3 separate regions of the Mus musculus genome follow, and all the other regions are linked to region 3. A link is a loop called in an ENCODE intact Hi-C map of the cell type or tissue named here. Cell type or tissue: heart. All regions are shown on one strand.

Region 1 (2,500 bases), 470 kb before region 3:
CACAGACGTGAGGAGAGGAGTCCCCGTAGCACACTGCACAGACGTGAGGAGAGGAGTCCCCGTAGCACACTGCACACCTCTACGTTCTAGGTGGGTTCTGATCAGGAACAGAGAAATGGAATTGGTTTTCTCACAGCATTTTCCCTCTATTGTTTGAGTTGGCTTTAGCTTTTGAAAAGGCTGTATTACAGTGTTGACTCACCTTAAGCTTCTATGAGGAAGATGTCCAGGTATTTTGTAGATGAGATTGTACAAGCCAGCGTGTCTTCCTCACCTCCATGCTAGCATCGAGTCTGGAGTCTGGCCCCAGCTGTGCAGAGCAGCATTGACTTATGTTTATGGGGCTCTTACTATGCAGGCACAATAAAGTGCTTTTCATTATCTCCAGACATCTTTATAACAAACCTATGGGGTAGTTACTTATATTGTCTCTGCGTTAAGTATTTGGAAAATTACAGAGGCTGGAGAGCTGGCCCAAGGTCTCAGAGGCAGTAAATGGGAAAGCCAGGATCTGTGTTGCTGATGTGGAGTGATGTCAGATACTGAATACAGAACTGAGACATCAGACATCACTTCCAGGGTGGGCTGTATTCACAGATGTTATAGGAATGGGTGAGCAGGTGAGTGAATGAATGAATGAATGAATGAGTGAGTGAATGAATGAATGAATGGTGTATTTGTAAGTTTGTGAAGCTGTCAATAACCAATGGTGATGTAAAGCCCAATGCTTGATCATCATTCAGTCTTGATGTTCAGTGGAATTTTTTTTTAAACTATGATTTCACAACTTTAGGTTTCCATAAACTGTCCTTGGAGACACCAAGGCATAGCAGTCCTTTTGTTCAGCGTTGGTAGTCATGCCTGATTTTCAAATATCAAAATGCTAACAACAACCTCAAATTTTAAATTAGGTAGTAGCCCATTCCTAAAAGGAGTGCCCTGAGTGAGGACAGCCCTGGGGAGTGTGATATCCATCAGTGACAGATATCACTGGATTGAACGTAAAATATTTTTTCCTGTCCTAGGGATTGAACCCCGGGCCTTGTGCCTGCTGAGCAAGCACCTTCCCATTGAGCTACGTCCCAGACCACACTCGGACGCTGTATTACTATCCTTACAGTGCTTTTCCCCCTCCATTGTGAGGTTGGTACTATGCCAAATATGAACATTGCATGAGCCTGGATGTCAGAAACAGGAAGCCCATCTATCTAACCAACCGTTATCCCAAGGACATAGCCAGAAATAAATTGTTATAAGTCACCCAGGACTTGAGTCATTTGTTACCCCAGCATGCTTAACCTGAGCTCACTAACAAACTATGAATGCCTGAGGACACCCTGGCAATGTAAGGCACAGGAGCACTTCTCAGCCTCCCCCAGCAGGGGGAGAGCTTGAGCAGTGACGTCATCTCTGAGACTCGCAGAAGAGGTTCAGTCCCATCAGGAAGCAGGCCTCCTTTGAAGGTGCTGTTTTCCTCCTGTGACAGAAAAAGAATCTGCCCCTTCTGATATCATTTCTTCTCTCTCAAGTCTACCATGGCTTTGGGAAATCGGGCCCAGACAGCCCTGCCTCAGCTCAAAAGTTAGTTCACCTATTCTATTTCCGTCTGTTTCAAATATTTGCCTTCCAGTTAATTTCCTTTGTAGGAAAGGTTCTCCTCCCCAAATGATTTAACATTCTCACCTCAGATGAGGCTCCCACAGAATTTCAAATATTTAGGAATATTTCTTGTTACGCTTTTGTATCATGGTTGGATCTGTCCTCAGCTCTACTTTTGCTTTCTGGGCATGCAGCAAAAAGAGTCTTGGCTCCTGAGAAAAATATCCGTGTAGGCTATGTTTTGCCCACAGGCACTGCATAAACTTTATTTAGAGCCCTGGGTGTAGAGATGTCCTGTGTCAACACTGAAATTTAATTACTGCTGTGGACTTAAAATCCATCTACCTTCTTGCATCGTGGAGTGAATACTACCTCTTATGTGTGTTCGTTCTCCTTCATGCTTTCCAAGAGTGGGCTACGGTCTTTTTAAGCAAAGCACCTACCTGGTCCTCTCTTCCAAACAAATGGGATAAACTCTGAGTTTTGCAACTGTGTTTTCTTTGTATTATGAAGAAGAAATATTGTCTCCCGTAGCTCTGTGTACACATCCCAGTAGGCTCCGCCTCTCTGCTGTTGCTCCGCCTCTCCGCTGTTCCGTTATCTTTCATTCCGGTCGTCGGTGATATTGCTCAGCACTAGGATCTGTAAAGCACTGTCAAGCGAGCCCATTATTTTAAACTCAGGTTAAGGTAAGGACTTTAGATTTATAGACACCCACTACAGTTTCATTAAGCACAGTAGACATCTAATTCCTCTCTCTCTTTAAGTAAGAGGCTTTGTATTTTATAATGTTACATTAATCCATGTTTTAATATTCTCTCAAAATGTGTGTGTTCTCCATGTGCTGTTTGCTGTCTTTGTCAAAGTCGATGAACGCGATACAGCGGTGCCCACCTTCTGG
Region 2 (2,500 bases), 1.0 Mb before region 3:
TATGTGTGTATACCTGTGTGTGCCTGAGTGTGTGTGTGTCTGTGTGTCTGTGTGTGTATACCTGTGTGTGCCTGTGTATGTGTGTGTGCCTGTGTGTGTGTGTGCCTGTGTATGTGTGTGTGCCTGTGTGTGTGTGTGCCTGTGTGTGTGTGCCTGTGTGTGTGTGTATACCTGTGTGTGCCTGTGTGTATGCCTGTGTGTGCTTATGTGAGTGTATGCCTGTGTGTGTGCACCTATGTTTGTGTCTCTGTGTGTGTGCCTGTATGTGTGTCTGTGTGTGTGTGCCTGTGTGTATACTTGTGTAGGTCTCCATGGGACCCAGAAAGAGGACATTAGATTCCCTGGAGATGATGTTACAGGCAGTTTGGTGTGGTGTGAGGAACTGAACTCCAGACCTTAGCAAGCACAGCTGGCTGTTGAGCCATCTCTCCAGCCTCCTTCTGGAACTTGTAATTAAACTCTTGAAGGACTGACTACTGAACATGTGTCCTCTTCAAAACTCTAGATTTCCTCGACATGGCCACATGCCAAAAAGCATACACAGCCTAAGCTATCATAAAACACTGGAGAACTTTGAAGCTAGCCTTACACTGATACCAAAACCCAACAAATATAAACAAAACAATAACTACACCTTCACATTATAATAAGCACAGATTTCCTCCAAATCCATATATCTTCCTCCAAACGCTAACAAGCCAGATACACAGCACACCAGAAAGACAATTCATCGTGATTGTGTGCTTCTGGCTGCCTTTCCCATATGTCTCGCTGGCCTTTGCTTTCTCTCGGGGCATTTCTCTTCTTTCATGCTTACATAGAGTTTTTAGAGATGAAATTACAGAAAGTAATAAAGAGAGTATCTGTGCCCCAGCCCCCGGTGTTGCCATGGTGAAAGCCACCTGTGTGCGACCCTGAGCTTTTCTTTTCCTGTTAAAGAAGTAACTGGCTTCCTGAACTGTAGAACTGTTATTCTCAGACAAGCTTTCACACAGATGTTAAGGCTGCTACTCTGTTTCTTTCTCTGAGCTTATGCTTGCATGACCTGCGGAGGCTCTGTTTACAAAAGCTGTCACTGGGAGATTGCTAATATTGCACCTTGTACAACCTGCAGGACAAGATGCCGACCATTGGTTGTTGGGCAAAACAAATCTTTGAAATCTTATGAACGGTGTTACACTGTAGCATGTATGTATGCATGTAACTTTTCTTGAGGGAAAATTATTTCAGAATTAGGAAGTGTACAATACGACACTTCACAGATGAGTCCAGATGTTGGTTTCCATGGTGATTCTAACTTCTACCCAGTTGACAATGATGTTTAACCATCACAGGTCTCAATCCTTACCTGGCTCCTGGCATGATAATAATTGCCCTAATTACTAAACGCCTACTTGTTCTGGGCACTGCTCTGGTGACATTATGTGACTCTCACTCTAAGTCTGCTCTGCTGCTATTGTCCTTATTCCAGAAAGGCGAGAGGAGTTGGGGAAAGTCAGTCAGGGATACACGGCCACTAAACGTCAGGCCAAGGCTTCCGGTAATCCCACAGAGCTTTCAGAACCACCAGGTCTTCCCATTTCAAGCGAGGGAATCGAGGAGTAACTTTTCCACTCCTGCCTGTTTCTGTGACTCCCTTCCCTCTCTTCCCAGACATTCGTTTTAGGGCTTCCTATGAGCGTTAGTGTAACCTCATGCCTATGACAACTTCTTTTTTTTTTTTTTTTTTTTTTTTAAAGATTTATTTATTTATTTATTTATTTATTATATGTAAAGTACATTGTAGCTGTCTTCAGACACTCCAGAAGAGGGGGTCAGATCTTGTTACGGATGGTTGTGAGCCACCATGTGGTTGCTGGGATTTGAACTCTGGACCTTTGGAAGAGCAGTCGGGTGCTCTAACCCACTGAGCCATCTCACCAGCCCCCTATGACAACTTCTTTGTACTCACTACACAGCAGCTGAACCTCGACATGTTCACAGTCCTATCCGGCTTCCATGGAGCACCCACAAACACGATCTAATTCACTCTAAAGCTGCTTTGGGAGCCCTCGTTATGTACATCCCTGCACTGAACTCCAACCTTCTCGATGGCGCAGATCGTAGGTGGAGAAATGTTCTTAGTAATCTCAAGAGTCTAAATTGAAAGTTAGACATGAGATAGAGGTGTCACGGCCCGCGCGTTTACCAGATGGAAACAATCAAACTTCCAGATGTGTCTTCAAGAGAGCAGAGGTTTGAGTCAGAGAACAGCTCCTGGAGACAAAGGCCACCACTTTGGGGGAGAGTCTTATTTCCTCGGTGTGTTTTCTTTCCTTGTGTTTGTGATTTGTCTCTGGCTCAAGAAAATTGTGCAGCTGTGGGCCGACTGGCTGGCGTGCTGCAGTACGGAGAGTGTGCACTGCTGTGGTTAGATGAGGTTGTTGGCCTTCAAACAAACTCAGATAGCTAATGTTTCGGGGGACAATGCAGCGGGTGGGCACAACTCTGCAACCCTGAC
Region 3 (2,500 bases):
GCTGGCCCGATGAGGGCCCTGCTGCTGCTTACAGGAAGCACTCACACACCACACTCATTAGAGGGTGAGGACACAGTACAAACTACAGCTGCTTACGACCACAGCAGCAACCTTGGTTGTACTTTCCCTTCACAGAGGTGGCCCTGACCATGGTCTACTTCTTTAAAACTCACTGACTAGGGTGATGCCGGCCCGAGACTGTTTCTGGCAGAAACACTCTTTTTCTCTGAACTCTCAAAAGGCTGGCTCCTCCTTCCATGCTCCTATCTACCACATCAGTCACCTTTACCACTCATCTCACACCAGCCTGCTGAGCTCCAAGCCTGTCAGAGTCCAGCTGAGTGTCCTGTGTGCCTTCGTCTAGAGTCCACGTACACCTCTTCTCCCACACACCCACAGTCCACAGCTGAGTGTCCTGTGTGCCTTCGTCTAGAGTCCGCGTACACCTCTTCTCCCACACACCCACAGTCCACAGCTGAGTGTCCTGTGTGCCTTCGTCTAGAGTCCGCGTACACCTCTTCTCCCACACACCCACAGTCCACAGCTGAGTGTCCTGTGTGCCTTCGTCTAGAGTCCGCGTACACCTCTTCTCCCACACACCCACAGTCCACAGCTGAGTGTCCTGTGTGCCTTCGTCTAGGGAAGACCATTCTCCCACCTCACTGTGTCTTCAATAGCTGCATTACGGTTCTGTAACTGAGGTGTGTGCCTACTATGTCTTCATGTGTCAACCTACTGTAATGTTAACCAGGATGGTAACAGTTACAAGCTGAAAACTACCCATTCAACAAATGACCAACAAACAAAGGTTTTAAGTCACTAATTTGTGGAATGATTTATTACACATCAAAGCCATGAAATATAAACACTGAGCTGAAAGAAAAGTATTGACTCTTAAAGCCATAATAAAGACTCACACAGACAGACCCACTGTGGCTCCAATTTCAACAGTGGTGTGTACGTACGAAGGCCTGAGGGGACTGACTGGCTGCCCCACCAGGAGCTCTGCTGGGATGGGCGAGGCCTCACGGACACCGCACAGTGTTTATTCCCACTCTCCGGGCTCAGCATGAAGTACCTGGTCCCCTTGCCAGCAGTAGGTAAGGGGACCCATTAGCGACAGTCAGATGCTGCCCCCTGCTGGACAAGGAAACACCTCCCACTTCTGCTTTTGACCCTAGCTAAACTGACAGTGTGGTTAATCTAATTAGATAATTATGGATGACTGTCCTCCACTGGCACTTCCATTTTGATAGAACACTAATTATAATTTTTCCCTACCTTGCATTTCACTTTTATGAGATGAAAATACCTACTGTTAAAGCTTTTATTAATACCACTCTGTTCTCACTGGCCAATCTACAACTCCTGGGCAGGGGTGGGGGAGTAAACTTTCATTTGAAACTGTTATACATATCACAAAGTATATAAATGTATCTGTAATAACTACTGAGAAGAGCTCATGCTTGAAAGAAATATTCTCTTTCACAATCAGCACTCATCAATCATGTGAGTAAAAGAATAGATTTTTTTTCTTTTACTTACAATAGCGATTTAAAAACATAAGACAGGTAAGGATGCCTATAGCATGAGATGTCAGGTAAACAATTATGATAGTTTACAGAGAGGGATAAGGCTTTAAGGGGAAAAAAAAGAATAATGCTAGCTAATATTGTGGTACTGGCACAAAGCCAGAAAGATGGCCATAGAGAACAGAAAAGGCAGCCACCAGCGTGTGGTTAGCTAGGAGTCAAGAGGATGGGGAGCAGGTGGCTGTAACTTAGATACACTCTATTCATGCATGAACTTACCATTACTAAAGTTCACAAATGTCAATGGGTTACAACAATAAAAGCTTATTATACTTCCTTCACCTTTATCTGTGAGAGAAGGGCTCCAAGCCCCCAGCAAACATCTGAGAGCACAGGTAGTACGGAACTCAGTTTTCAATACAAACATTCTTAACACACACTGTGATGTTTAAATGGTGCAGTAAAAGGTTACTAATATTAATAAAATATAATTATTATAGCAACCTCCTACAGTAGATGTTATATGAATGTAAAAGAAAGAATTTACAGATGCTAGAACTCTCTGAAATCAATGGCAAGGAAGTACTGTTTCCACATTCTTAACACTGGATTAGTGTCAAAGTCAGATTTGTTTTAACTCAGCTCTGGAAACACAAAAATACACTCTATAGTTAAAACTTTAAATAAGTTAGATACAAACACAAAGGACAAAGGGGATAAAATGTAGGAAATGCACACAGTAAAAAGATTTATAAGCCCAAATGCAATGAGTGAGAACAAGAGAGCAAAGGTGGAGAACAGAAACAAATTCCTGAAATACCTGCACTTTACAGAGTATATAAATAAACTTAAAAGGAAATCAATAGGAAAATGTAACAGAAGAAGGGATTAGGCTCAGGGGGCTTCCCCCCAAGTCACAAGGCACAGGGCTAATCAATAAAGGAGATGGGGATCAAAGCTCTCACAAA

What was found. Peaks named below come from ENCODE experiments on the same cell type or tissue, not always from the same donor. Only the 100,000 strongest peaks of a DNase experiment are listed, where the experiment ranks them.
Region 1: it touches region 3 in a loop (2.9-fold over the local background); 9 of 42 quality-filtered maps call a loop at or near these places.
Region 2: it touches region 3 in a loop (27-fold over the local background); 4 of 42 quality-filtered maps call a loop at or near these places.

The regions. Positions count from the first base shown.
Region 1 is chr3:153,249,669-153,252,168 of GRCm38, reverse strand. All of the region lies in intron 3 of St6galnac3 (ST6 (alpha-N-acetyl-neuraminyl-2,3-beta-galactosyl-1,3)-N-acetylgalactosaminide alpha-2,6-sialyltransferase 3), which reads left to right. Among named protein-coding and RNA genes, the nearest start is that of Gm52634, 5.5 kb to the left of the region's middle. In heart, a CTCF peak has its summit at 1,367; a DNase peak (open chromatin) is centred at 1,378; H3K27ac peaks cover 296 bases.
Region 2 is chr3:153,808,320-153,810,819 of GRCm38, reverse strand. No RefSeq gene overlaps it. Among named protein-coding and RNA genes, the nearest start is that of 5730460C07Rik, 17 kb to the right of the region's middle. In heart, no CTCF peak of the experiment used is centred here; no DNase peak of the experiment used is centred here; H3K27ac peaks cover 461 bases; H3K27me3 peaks cover 110 bases.
Region 3 is chr3:152,782,581-152,785,080 of GRCm38, reverse strand. The region is part of intron 10 of Pigk (phosphatidylinositol glycan anchor biosynthesis, class K); the gene reads right to left. Among named protein-coding and RNA genes, the nearest start is that of Gm40181, 28 kb to the right of the region's middle. In heart, a CTCF peak has its summit at 1,147 (motif pointing left); no DNase peak of the experiment used is centred here.